Linked DNA regions of Mus musculus: region 2 is linked to region 1. A link is a loop called in an ENCODE intact Hi-C map of the cell type or tissue named here. Cell type or tissue: left cerebral cortex. All regions are shown on one strand. Links, peaks and the distances in the headings refer to the core of each region. The heading gives the core; the rest is flanking DNA.

Region 1 (5,380 bases), core at 1,381-5,380:
CATCAGCCTCACTCGCTGACACTCCAAATGTAACGGCAACTTCTCGCATTAACACTGAAAGATCACCATTTTGTGGTGTCCATGGTGTTAGTGTTAAAACATCACTCGATACCAAAAGGCCAATTCCCGATTTAGTTCAGGAGGAAAAAAAATCTGGACCACCTTTCACAGGCCTGCTTGCTCTGCTCTGTCAGTTGCTAATGGGAGCCAGAATCTGTGGGCAGCAGAAGGCATGGGGCAAGGGCCTGGCTACCTGGAAGCAGTAACTTCCAGCAGGTAAGCAGGAAGCCGTGGAGAGGGAACTCAGACTTTATCTAGCCGCCCCTCATGTCAGTCACGTGTCAATGTGGGAGATCCCTCCACTAGGCTCTTCATCTGTAAAGTGGGAACTCCATACACCTGCCTGGGATGGAGCTTGCTGGTAGAGAAGAGATTAAGGATAGAGGGTGACAATACAGTCCCATAAGACAAATAAATACCTTGGAGGTCTGGCCAGACGCCACCCTTAGAGAGGGTGAAGGGTCTCATGTTGCCCAGGCTGGCCTTGAACTTGCAGTATAGTTTAGAATGATCTTGAGTTTAGGAAAGATCCTCTCTGCTGCCTTTACCTCCTACGGGCTGGGATTATAGGCGGGCCCACCACACTGCCTGGGACTATAGGCGGGCCCACCACACTGCCTGGGACTATAGGCGGGCCCACCACACTGCCTGGGATTATAGGCGGGCCCACCACACTGCCTGGGACTATAGGCGGGCCCACCACACTGCCTGGGACTATAGGCGGGCCCACCACACTGCCTGGGACTATAGGCGGGCCCACCACACTGCCTGGGACTATAGGCGGGCCCACCACACTGCCTGGGATTATAGGCGGGCCCACCACACTGCCTGGGTTTATGAGGTGCTGAGGCTTGGAGTATGTTAGGCAAGCACTCCACTAACTGAGCCACAGCCACATCTTCAAGTCACATGACAGTCATCGTGGCACTCCGCTCTCCATCGCCTCTTAGCTCTAGGACCTGGGGAGGCTCCTCCAGGAAGCCGTCTGTTTCTGGTTTCCCTCACAATCTAACTTTTGGAACTGACCTCTCTACACTTTGAGGTTTTGCATCAATTTCAGGTCAATGTCTTTAACAGCTGACACCGAAGCCAGGCCGTCTCACACTGATCTGTAATCACCAAGCATTCGGGATCTCCCCCGTTCTGGACTTTACCAAATGCACTGCCATTCAAACTTGCCTTCCCAAGACAGAGCTGGGAGCACAACAGGCACAACTCTGGTGTCTCCTCTCCTCCTCCCTTAATTAGGGAGTGTCGAAAAACATAAAATCAGATTTGAGATGGTTCAGCAGGTCATGATGCCTGGCCTCAAGCCTGACAATTGAGACAATTCCTACAAGTTGTCTTCTGACCTCATTTGTGAATCAGCTCACATGCACATACATACACATGTGCACGGGCACATACATACACATGGACATGTGCACATACAATAAACAAGTGTCAAGAAGGGAGAAAAAAAGAAAATCAGACTAGCAGGCACGGCTGGGATTCTGCTGCCTGGCTACTGTCATGGCTGCCTCACGGCTGATCTGTTTGCTTAGCCAGTCTTCTTCTTTCATGATGACCAACTTGCAGAGGGAGCCACTTACCCACAGGGCCATCTGTTCATCATCTGTGGCCCACTGACCCTGCTCCTTGGTCACCCTCAGCCCATGTTATTGTGTATGGAAAGCTTCGCTTTGCCTAGGCAAACCTGCTGGATAAAGTCCTGTCATCCCTGGAAGCAGAAAACCACCCTTTGTCTTAAAGACTGTGTTTCTAAAGATGACAGAGGACACAAGAACACGACCCTTGTTCTGAGTGGGAGCAACAGCCTGCCCAAGCCTGGGCGAGGGCTCTGCATGCACGGCCCCTGTCGGAAGCAGGCTGGAATAGGGTGGAGAGCTATAGAATGAATGGGATGGGGACCAGAACCGCAAATGGTTCAAAAGCAAACAGCTTTCTTACAATGTGCCCCGCCCTCACTGAAATCTTGTTAGTCCTCCGGGACAGTTCCACATTTGCACATCTCTGAAGGTGCCAGCTGCCAGCTGGCAGTCACGAGGCGCTCGTCACTCTGCACATGCCCCGACTTGGTCGCAGCCAGCGAGCTGCCATCATACCATGTGAGCAGTGCATACCTCGGCACTGTACCAGGTCTGCTTGTCATTAAGTGTCTTTGGAAAGATCTGCAGTCTTGAGGCAGACTCTCATTGCTAACCCAGTGTTGTGCATTCCTTTAGGGCAATAGCGAGGATCTTGGGAGACCAAGGATCAGAGGGCTGAAGTAAGTCCATGACGCTGTGTCCCGGCCGGCAGTGGGGGTGGTGTCTGGAAGGGCTTCCCTGCTATAGGCTCAATCAACAGTCAGACTAAAGGCAGAGGACTTGCTATCTTTGATCTCAGTGAACTGTGGCACAGAATGCAATGCAATGACCCTCGGGCATGTGCTATTGACAAGCAGACCCCTCGCACTTCCCAAATGTGCTTCCCAGAGTCGGGTCCTCTGGGGCCCATGTCACTGTCACTGGCATGGCTGCAGAGGAGAGCACATCCCAGGAGCACGGAGGTAGCAGGGATGGGCCTGACGGCCTGCAGCCCCACAAGCTCCCGCCTGGCACTGCTTCTGGGTTAGGGCCCCGTGTTGAATGGCGCTGTGGTACACATTCCTCACTCGATGATGGCTCAGAGGCAGGAGTAGGGGCTGCTCTTTCAGAGGACGCAGTTCACTGCCCAGTGACCTCAACTCTGAAACTCTAGCCCCAAGCCGCATGTGGTGCACAAACATTTAGGTAAATCACTCATATACACAAGTGAACAAAAATGTAAAGAACAAGAGAAAACAAACAGAAACCTTCCTGCCTTGGTTCCTCCCAATCTGGTCTAGGACCAGTCAGGAATTGGCCACTCTCCTGTAGTCAAAGTCTTAGTTTTCTGTGCATATCTGTAATTCCAGCACTGGGACAAAACTGCTCAAGCTTAAAGCCTGCCTGGACTATCGAGCAAGACAAAAAAAAAAAAAAAAGAAAAAAAAAAAAACCCCAAAACTAGCAGGGAAGGAAGGAGAGAGAGGCAGGGAGTAACTACAGTAACTACAGGAAAGGAGGGGGAGGAAGAGGGAGGAAGCAGATGTCCTCTAGTCCAGGCACTTTTACCGAAGTGGGGGTGGCTCTGTTAGGAAGGCTGGAGAAGGCTCACAGGGAGCCCCAGGCCACAGAGGGCCGAGCAGCCTGCACTGTACTACACTAGCAGGTGCTGTAGCTGCTGCTGGGGAAGGGCCCCTCTCTGGGTACCTGTAGCGCTGACTCAATAGAACCATCTGCAATGCTCTCCTTAGAAGGAGTCCTCCGTTTACCAGCACAGATGACCAGGACAGCATTGCCAGCCCTGCCCCCCACCCCGACCCCAGGAAGAAACAGTAAAGGCAGGCAGCCTTGGAAAGAACTCTTTTTCTATAGGACCATGGATGTCTTTCAGGGTCAAAGCCTGCTTAAGCTCTGTCCTTAGGCCACTAGGCCTTCCAAAGGGCAATAGAAGCAAAACAAACAAACAAACAAGGTGTCCCTCTTCCCGTTTTGAGACTGGCCCATTCTAACTCTCAATGCAGCTGAAGATGACCTTGAACTCCTGATCCCATGTCCACCTCCTAGCCAGGATTCCAGGCCTGCACCACCCTGTGGAGCTTGAGATTCAGGGCTTATGCTCCTAGCATGTCCAGCCCAAGGACTCTGCTTCAAATGCAAACTCTTCCGGTTAAACTGAGAATGTCAGACCTCCTGTAAGAAGCAGAACACAGAGCCTTGTCCAGGGTACAAAAGCTTTATTGTTTACAAAAATAAGTTACAAAACCAACCAAGCATAACCAATGTAAGAATGAAGAGGTTCATTCCATTAACAGCTCATGGGAGCAGCAGACCCAGGGGCCAGCACACAGGGAAGGGGCAGACCATCCTCCCGTGATGCCCCATCATGACATGCAGCTGACAGTTCTGCCAGGGAGAACAGTGGTAGACTCCTGTGTGGTGAATGGGTCGGGCTGTTTGGGAAGGCAGCCTGTCTGCAGGCTGCCCTGTGCTGGGGCCGGGGTCACTGTCACTGTCGGCAGGTGTCATGGAAAGCTTCCAGGGTTCGGAAGTCTCTCCACGTCGGGGGAAGGCCATCTTGTAGAAACTTCCCACAGCGCTGGCACGGGGCCTGGAACAGCTTAATGTAGCTTCTCAGCCAGGTCTGACAAAGGAAAGGAGAGAAAGGGTTCAGGGAGCCCCTCGGCTGCCCTCTTGGAAGGCCTGGTGGCCCAAGGACAGAGCTTAAGCAGGCTTTGACCCTGGAAGACACCCATGGTCCTATAGGAAAGCTGCCTAACCCCACAAGCCTGTCTCCCTGTGACCCAGTTTGGATGTCTCCTGTTCCGCTCAAGATCTTAACACAGAAATCCCTGCTGTCCAGAGCTGGAGTGTTCCCCAGGGCTATCTATTTGGCATCATTGCCAGGCTCCCTGTTTCTAGACAGCTGCCTCTACCCTCTCTCACCCATTCTGAGCAGCAGCCACAGGCACAGCCTGGAAGTGCTGTGAAATTCTGTACCAGGGCAATGTGCTCTGAGCTAATCTCATTTCAGAGGTTGTCCCTCTCTGTCATGGTGGGGCTTAACACAGCTGGGGCGGCCCCAATGTCACCAAGTAACATAATAAGCGACAGTTGCCCACCCTTGAGGTTGAGAGCGGAGGGCTCCCAGATGTCATGCATAAGGATGAGGCTCGGGTAACTCAATTCTCCACCTCAAGGAGACTCATGGGCATAAAGGCCTAGAAATAGAACCCACCGCCACAGGCAGGCAGCCCTGAGAGCCAGGCAAGTCACATAACTCACTCCCCCAAGGTGTCAACGAGGGGACAATAGCCTCTGAGGAGGTTACTGATACAAGCATGTGGCCCACCCACAAGCTGGTGTGGGGTTTGGAAATAACAGGAGGGCGATGGGTAATGGATTTGCTCTACTTCAGAACCCCCTCATTTCAGTCAAGAGCCATGTCAGGTAGAGGAAGCCTGTCACATGCTCACCCCTCAGCACGGGGAAGGACCCTCTGCGCCTTTGCCCAGAGTACCCAGAGGCTTCCTCGAACACTGCGCAGTCAGTTCTCAAGCCAGGCTCGTGTCTTGTGAGGAGTAGCCTTGCTCTTTAAGAACTGTGACAGTGAGCTGCCAAGCAACACTCCTTGTGGTCACCACTGCTCAGACCAGCAGGTGAGAATCCTGGCAGCCATGGTAGTGTGGAGTTTCCTCGGCAGGGAAGGACAATGGCTAGTGACTTCAAGGGAAGCTGTCACTAAGGTAGACTTG
Region 2 (5,457 bases), core at 776-4,775, 270 kb after region 1:
GCACTCCCAGATAAATCCCCTTTTCACACTGACGGGGAAACTGAGGCTAAGAGCAAGAAAAGTTCTCCTCAAATGCACACGGCTAGTTAGGTGAGGGGCCAAGAAAGCCCAGTCTCTCTCCCGTGCTGTGATTGTCGCGGCAGCATCTTTGCATGCGTGGGTCACAAGAGCCATCCTGAAACTCAGTAGAGCCAGCCCAGGGTCCCGGGTCATCTGAACTGGAAGTTAAAAGCATCCTTCTCCATGCCTTGTTGAAGGCATCCAGACACTGTATGATGTAACAGCAGGGCACTGCTGGGGATTGATGGCCCTGCCTGGGGGAGACAGCAGGCCAAAGGCCTACAGGGTCATCACTCACCCTGGGCAGAAGCCCCACAGTGTGCCCTTCACTGTTGCCTGAGGCACAAATGCTTACAATCTGAGAGGCTGTGGTCTGCCTGCTTCCTCCAAGGAGTTCCCTCTGGTTGGAGACACTGAGGCCAGGATAGGAATATGTGTGTATTAGGGGAGAGGACATTGGCCTGCATCTGCTTTCCTGGACAGCTTGGTGGGGTGGCCCTTCTTTGAAATCTGAGGATGTGTTCAAGTTGGCACTCAGAAAAGAAAGGTCTTGCCAGTCACACTCGACAGACAGGGAAACTGAGGCTCTGAAAGAACTTGTGTCATGCCACAAATAATCCAGCAAGCCAGTCAGTGGGGGAGCATCCAATTAAGAACATGAAGATCCATCTCCCAAACCAAAATCTTACTTAGTTGCATGACCTTGGCCAAGCCACTTAAGGTCTCTAAACTCCAAGTTGAGGTTAAGTCACACAGCTTGGGGAAGAACTAGGGACCAGTGCACACAGGCCACTTTGCATGCAGTCTGACATGAAAGGCACTCTATAAATTGTTTGTTATTATTATCATCATCATTATTACCAATGACAATCTTTAATTCTTCATTTCCTGCTTGCTTTGTCACAAAATTCCAAATGTTATAACCAACAGAACAACCCTCTGTTAAGATTTAGGGGGAGATGTTGGGAGTAGGGAAGGGTTAAAGTGGGTGTGAGTGGAGGCAGTGGGGTGGGGGCTGAGGTACAAGCCAACCTAGTGACACCCTCTGTGACCTTGGACCAGTCTCTCTCTCTCTCTCCCTCTCCCTCTCTCTCTCTCTCTCTCCCTCTCTCTCTCTCTCTCTCTCTCTCTCTCTCCCCCCACCCCACCCCCTCTAGGTCCTTTGTTCTTGATGCATCCAAATGACATCTCCGTAAATACTGCAGCAAGAACCCACCCAAAGGGGACCAGGAGCACCCCCAAAAGACCCACAAAGCGCCCCTGGGAATACCAGGAAGCACTCTTACAGCCTGCACACAGCCTGGCAGGAAGCCTCCAGGGGGCTGAAGAGAGCACAGGGCTGTCCTAGGGCAGTCAACTCAGTGGCCTCTGCCCGGCATCTGCTGGAGTCCTCCCACGTGGTCCTCCCAGGCCTGCCCCAGGAAGGCAGAGAGCTCCTTAGCAAAGGCCCTCCTGCCCCCCTACTCTGCGCTCCCTGCAGAGCTGGCTTGGCTTCTCCGTCAAAAGCAGGGCCCATCAGGCTGGAGGCGGCGATGTGTCAGCTGGTATTCATGCTTTGGTTGTGCGCTCAGAGCGCTCCCCCTCCCCAGCTCCCCAAATCCACCCACCCACCCCTTTACCCACTGCTCAGGGCCTTCTGGGTGGCAGCGCTTCACACAGAGAGAAAGAGACAGAAACCGAGGAGCAGCAGCCTAGAGCCCTGGCTGTGGGGGGTGGGGGCTGACTCACTTGGCCCCCTCCCTGGTGCCGATGGGGCAGCCCCCACACCCCTGGGCGCTGGCACCGAGTCAGGCCCCACAGTTGGGAAGAAGGGAGATGCAGCTCCGCTGTGCCTGACCCGAGTCCGCTGAGGATGCACCCCGAGCTCAGGGACCGGTTGGTCCTCGGGCCGACAGGCGATGTGTAGGCAGCGACCCCCCACAGCAGGCTCACTCCGGCGGCCGCCTGCTGGGGCCACCCTGGCCGCGGGCCCGCCGGGACACCCCTGTTCGCCGCGCCCCTCCCCGGGCCGAGCTCGTCCCCGGAGCCTCGCAGTATTTCCTTCCTGCACCTTTAAGAAGACCGTTGCTCCGTGGTGGGATGGTGTGTTAAAGCCACACAGAGGAAGTTACGCAGCCCGGATCAGACCGGGAGATAAAAGCCCCGATGGTGACCGTGAGTGATGGCAAGAGGATTTAGCCTCGGCATTAACTTGGAGCGGAGTGCAGGGGGGCGGTGAGGCGCCCCGCCATCTGGCCGGCGCCGCGCCAGGGGGATGTTCAGGCGCCTGGACCAGCAGCGGCGAAGCCCACCCAGGCCAGGGGCTGAGTGGGGCGCGCGTGCAGGTTCTCCCCTGGCTGCCCAGGGGGCCCCAAAAGTTTGCACTTGTTAACAGCGACCTCCCGATCGGCCCGGGAGGGCCATGCAAGCCGCGCGGTTGGCCCCCTTCCCTGGCCCGCGTCTCCGGGACGGCTGCGGGCGGGCCCCCCGGCGGCCCGAGGGTTCCCCAGCCCAGATCTGAGGGTGGCCACCGCAGCGGCGGCGCGGGGCAGGAGTCTCCAGCTCTCAACCCTGCGGCCCGTGCGCCCACCCAGCACCAGCCAGAGGGTGGCGGTCTCCGGCCTCTCGGGGCTCGCTCCGGGAAGCTGCTCCGAGCCCGGGTAAGGCGAGCGGGGAGCGCCGGGGCGGCGGGCGGGGACGGAAGCGCCGCAGTTTCGCCAGGGTGCTTTCATTTTGAAAAGGCTTCGGCGACGGTGCCAGTTCTCCCCGGACCAGGGAGTCACTCGGAGCCTCCTAGCCGAGGTTCGGACGCAAAGTTATCTGGTGGCGGCTGCTACTAAAGGAGGGCTGGAGCCGCGGAAGAGGGGTGTGTGTGCGCGCCGGGTGCAGCATCTTTAAGAAGTAGAGTAGCTAGTCTTCTCTCTGGGCTCCCCGCCACCCAGCTCGTCTTTTTCTATCCGAGCGCCTGTGTGGGGAGGGGATGGGCTGTTGCAATAACGCTGCTTACTCGTGTCTATGAAAAGTAAATTAACCCTTCTCCGCCGGCGCTCCCCTCCCTAATTTAGTCTCCTCTGGGCTCTAAAGGCGCAAGGAGAACTCTTGGCCAGTCAGGTTAGAAACTTCTTTCGGTGCTGTGGAGGGGGTCGGCAGGCGGAGAAGGGGGCTCCACCACCGTGGAGAGTCGCACTCCAGGGAGAGCAAAGACGGGAAGTGGACCTCCAGATCTCGGGTCCGCCCGTTTCGGAGTAAGTTGCGGGTCTTTGCTGGGGGATGGCGGCGACAGGGTCTCCGCGGAGCAGCGCCGGGAAAAAGAATGCGAATAATTCCCTGGAGCTTTGCTCGGTGTCTTTTAATTAAGGGAGGCGATGTCAAATGAGGGGGCAGCCTGGATGCTAGCCTGGCCTTTATTAAAGGCGTGATTATTAATTGCGCCGGTGGTTTGCACCGAACTTCGGAAAGGCAAAACGCAGCGGCGGTTTGTGCTCTATGTGCGGTGCACGCCACTGTCTACGCGCCCGAGCTCAGCGCGGACTCAGCCAGACTCCTGGGTGTCTGCGGGCCTCAGGCTAGCCCCGCCCGTCCTCAGGGACCTACACGAGGCGGCCTCAGCTATACGTCCTCAGAGCTGGGTGTTCTGCCCCGCCCCCAAGAGCCCAACTTTTTGGGGCCCTCCCAGCCGCTGTGAGGGTGACAGGGAGAAACCAGAGTCTGGAGAAAGCTCCCTTCCCAGAACTGGGGACACCGGGACACCCGAACCCGAACGTCCACCAAGGCAGCGGTGAGCGTGGGACAACCCAGGGCGGGGTGGGGGTGGAGGGGAGGTAACCGCCGGCCGTGGGGTTCCCCTTCCCTTCCCGATCCTTCCTACGGCCTCCAAAGCAAGTTTCAGCTTGGGTAATTCTTCTACCTTTTGTCCAGCCTGGGTAGAAGAATTAACCTCCGGTGGACTGCCCCCCCCCCCGCCTCCCCATCATCCCCAGGGACCCTGCGCCCCGCAGAGGCAAGTTTCCCACAAGGAGAGCGCACAGCCCGAGACTCCGGCAGAGCCTGTTGGCAGTCCGGCCAGCTTGGAAAGGCGCTAATTCAATAAGACAGAGAAATCTGAGTTCAGAAATCCTGATAAAATCTAATTTTCGGGTTTTAATACCCAGGCTATCAGACCCCCCCGCCTCGGTTCCTGAGGACTCTTAAAAGAAAATAAAGCGCATTGATTCCATTTGTTTCAGAGAGCTGCAGTTTCTTAATAATATCAGGTGAAGATTTATTTTCCAAGGAGAAAACGATCCGCGAGGATGCAACCTCTTACTCGGAATCTCTCCCCTGCCGGTTCCTCGCTCCCTGCTATCCACCTCGTTTTTTCCGCGGACTCTTGCCCGAGTCCCCCGCCCTTTATTTTCTTTTTGGCAAAAAATCTACTGTAATTTTCGAGTGCCGAGCTCACAGTGCCCCCTCGATGCCAGCAACGCCCAACTGATTGACGGGTTGTAAACACATTTTCCCCTGGCAGATTTTGTTGTTTCCCCCACCCCCCATTTTCTAGGGATTGTGTGGTGCTTAAACCAACAAAATTGCAAAGCAATTAATAGATTTGCAAGTTGCGCCGCTTGCTGCTCGCTGGGGCTCCGGCCTCAGGGCCTCGGGGCCTCGTTGCCTCCCCACCCGAGCCGGAATCCAGCGCTGTCCCAGCCAGGAGCAGCCGCCGGCCCTGCAGATGAAGCCGGCTGCTGGGCCCGCCTTGAGAGCCGCAGCCTGGCGCTCAGGTCGTCCCCAGCCGTCAGGAGCGCCCTACCTGTTAGTGAACAGTCGGGAGCCGGCTGCTGGAAGAATTAATTAGGGGCATGCTGCTTTCTGGGCAGCTCAGAGCTTGGTTGGAAACGTCCAAACCATTGCCGCGCCCGAGTTACTTTATTTGTACTACATTTTCTCTGGTTGGAAAAAAAAAAAAATAGACGCTTGGTCACGTTCTTCCAGGGAGTTTTCTAGCAAGAAGTGAGCCCGGGCCCGGGTCTAGAGCAGGTTTCTGTTTAAGCCGTCAGAGGAGAGGTGTGAAGTGTGGTCTGGCTGGGTTCTCATCCATCTGTATTAGGAGTCTTTCATCCCAAGAGGGGGCAGGGCGGTCTTAACCTAGATGGATGAGGCCCACTGCAGCCTGCAACAGAACACTGGCTGGGGGCTTACCCCTGAGCAAGGAGCTCTCTCAGCCAGGTTGGACCAAAATGTCCCATCCTCCTGCCTGTCATCTGAGGGCAGGAATGTGCTGTGTCTGTGTGGCAGTGTTTCATATAAACACAATTAACTCCTCTGGGACTTTTGGTATATAATGGCTAACAGGGGCTTCCTTCAGGTGAGAGTCAGGCCGCCATATGTGAGGTTAGGGAATTTAAAGGCAGCAACTGTGAGCATTATAACCAGAATAAT

The links. A loop is a pair of places that touch in the nucleus more often than their neighbours do. Peaks named below come from ENCODE experiments on the same cell type or tissue, not always from the same donor. Only the 100,000 strongest peaks of a DNase experiment are listed, where the experiment ranks them.
Region 2: it touches region 1 in a loop (5-fold over the local background); 1 of 42 quality-filtered maps calls a loop at or near these places.

What each region holds. Positions count from the first base shown.
Region 1 is chr2:29,523,256-29,528,635 of GRCm38, reverse strand. Med27 (mediator complex subunit 27) reads right to left here. Exons shown (of 8, transcript NM_026896.5): 8 at 3,846-4,269. The coding sequence ends at 4,135. Among named protein-coding and RNA genes, the nearest start is that of Gm30761, 21 kb to the left of the region's middle. In left cerebral cortex, for the core only: no CTCF peak of the experiment used is centred there; DNase peaks (open chromatin) are centred at 2,111 and 3,168; H3K27ac peaks cover 564 bases.
Region 2 is chr2:29,249,707-29,255,163 of GRCm38, reverse strand. It overlaps 6530402F18Rik (RIKEN cDNA 6530402F18 gene), which reads left to right and starts at 2,171. Exons shown (of 2, transcript NR_029460.1): 1 at 2,171-2,699. In left cerebral cortex, for the core only: CTCF peaks have their summits at 1,385 (motif pointing right) and 2,663 (motif pointing right); DNase peaks (open chromatin) are centred at 2,112, 2,716, 2,899, 3,611 and 1 more place; H3K4me3 peaks cover 3,512 bases; H3K27ac peaks cover 2,203 bases.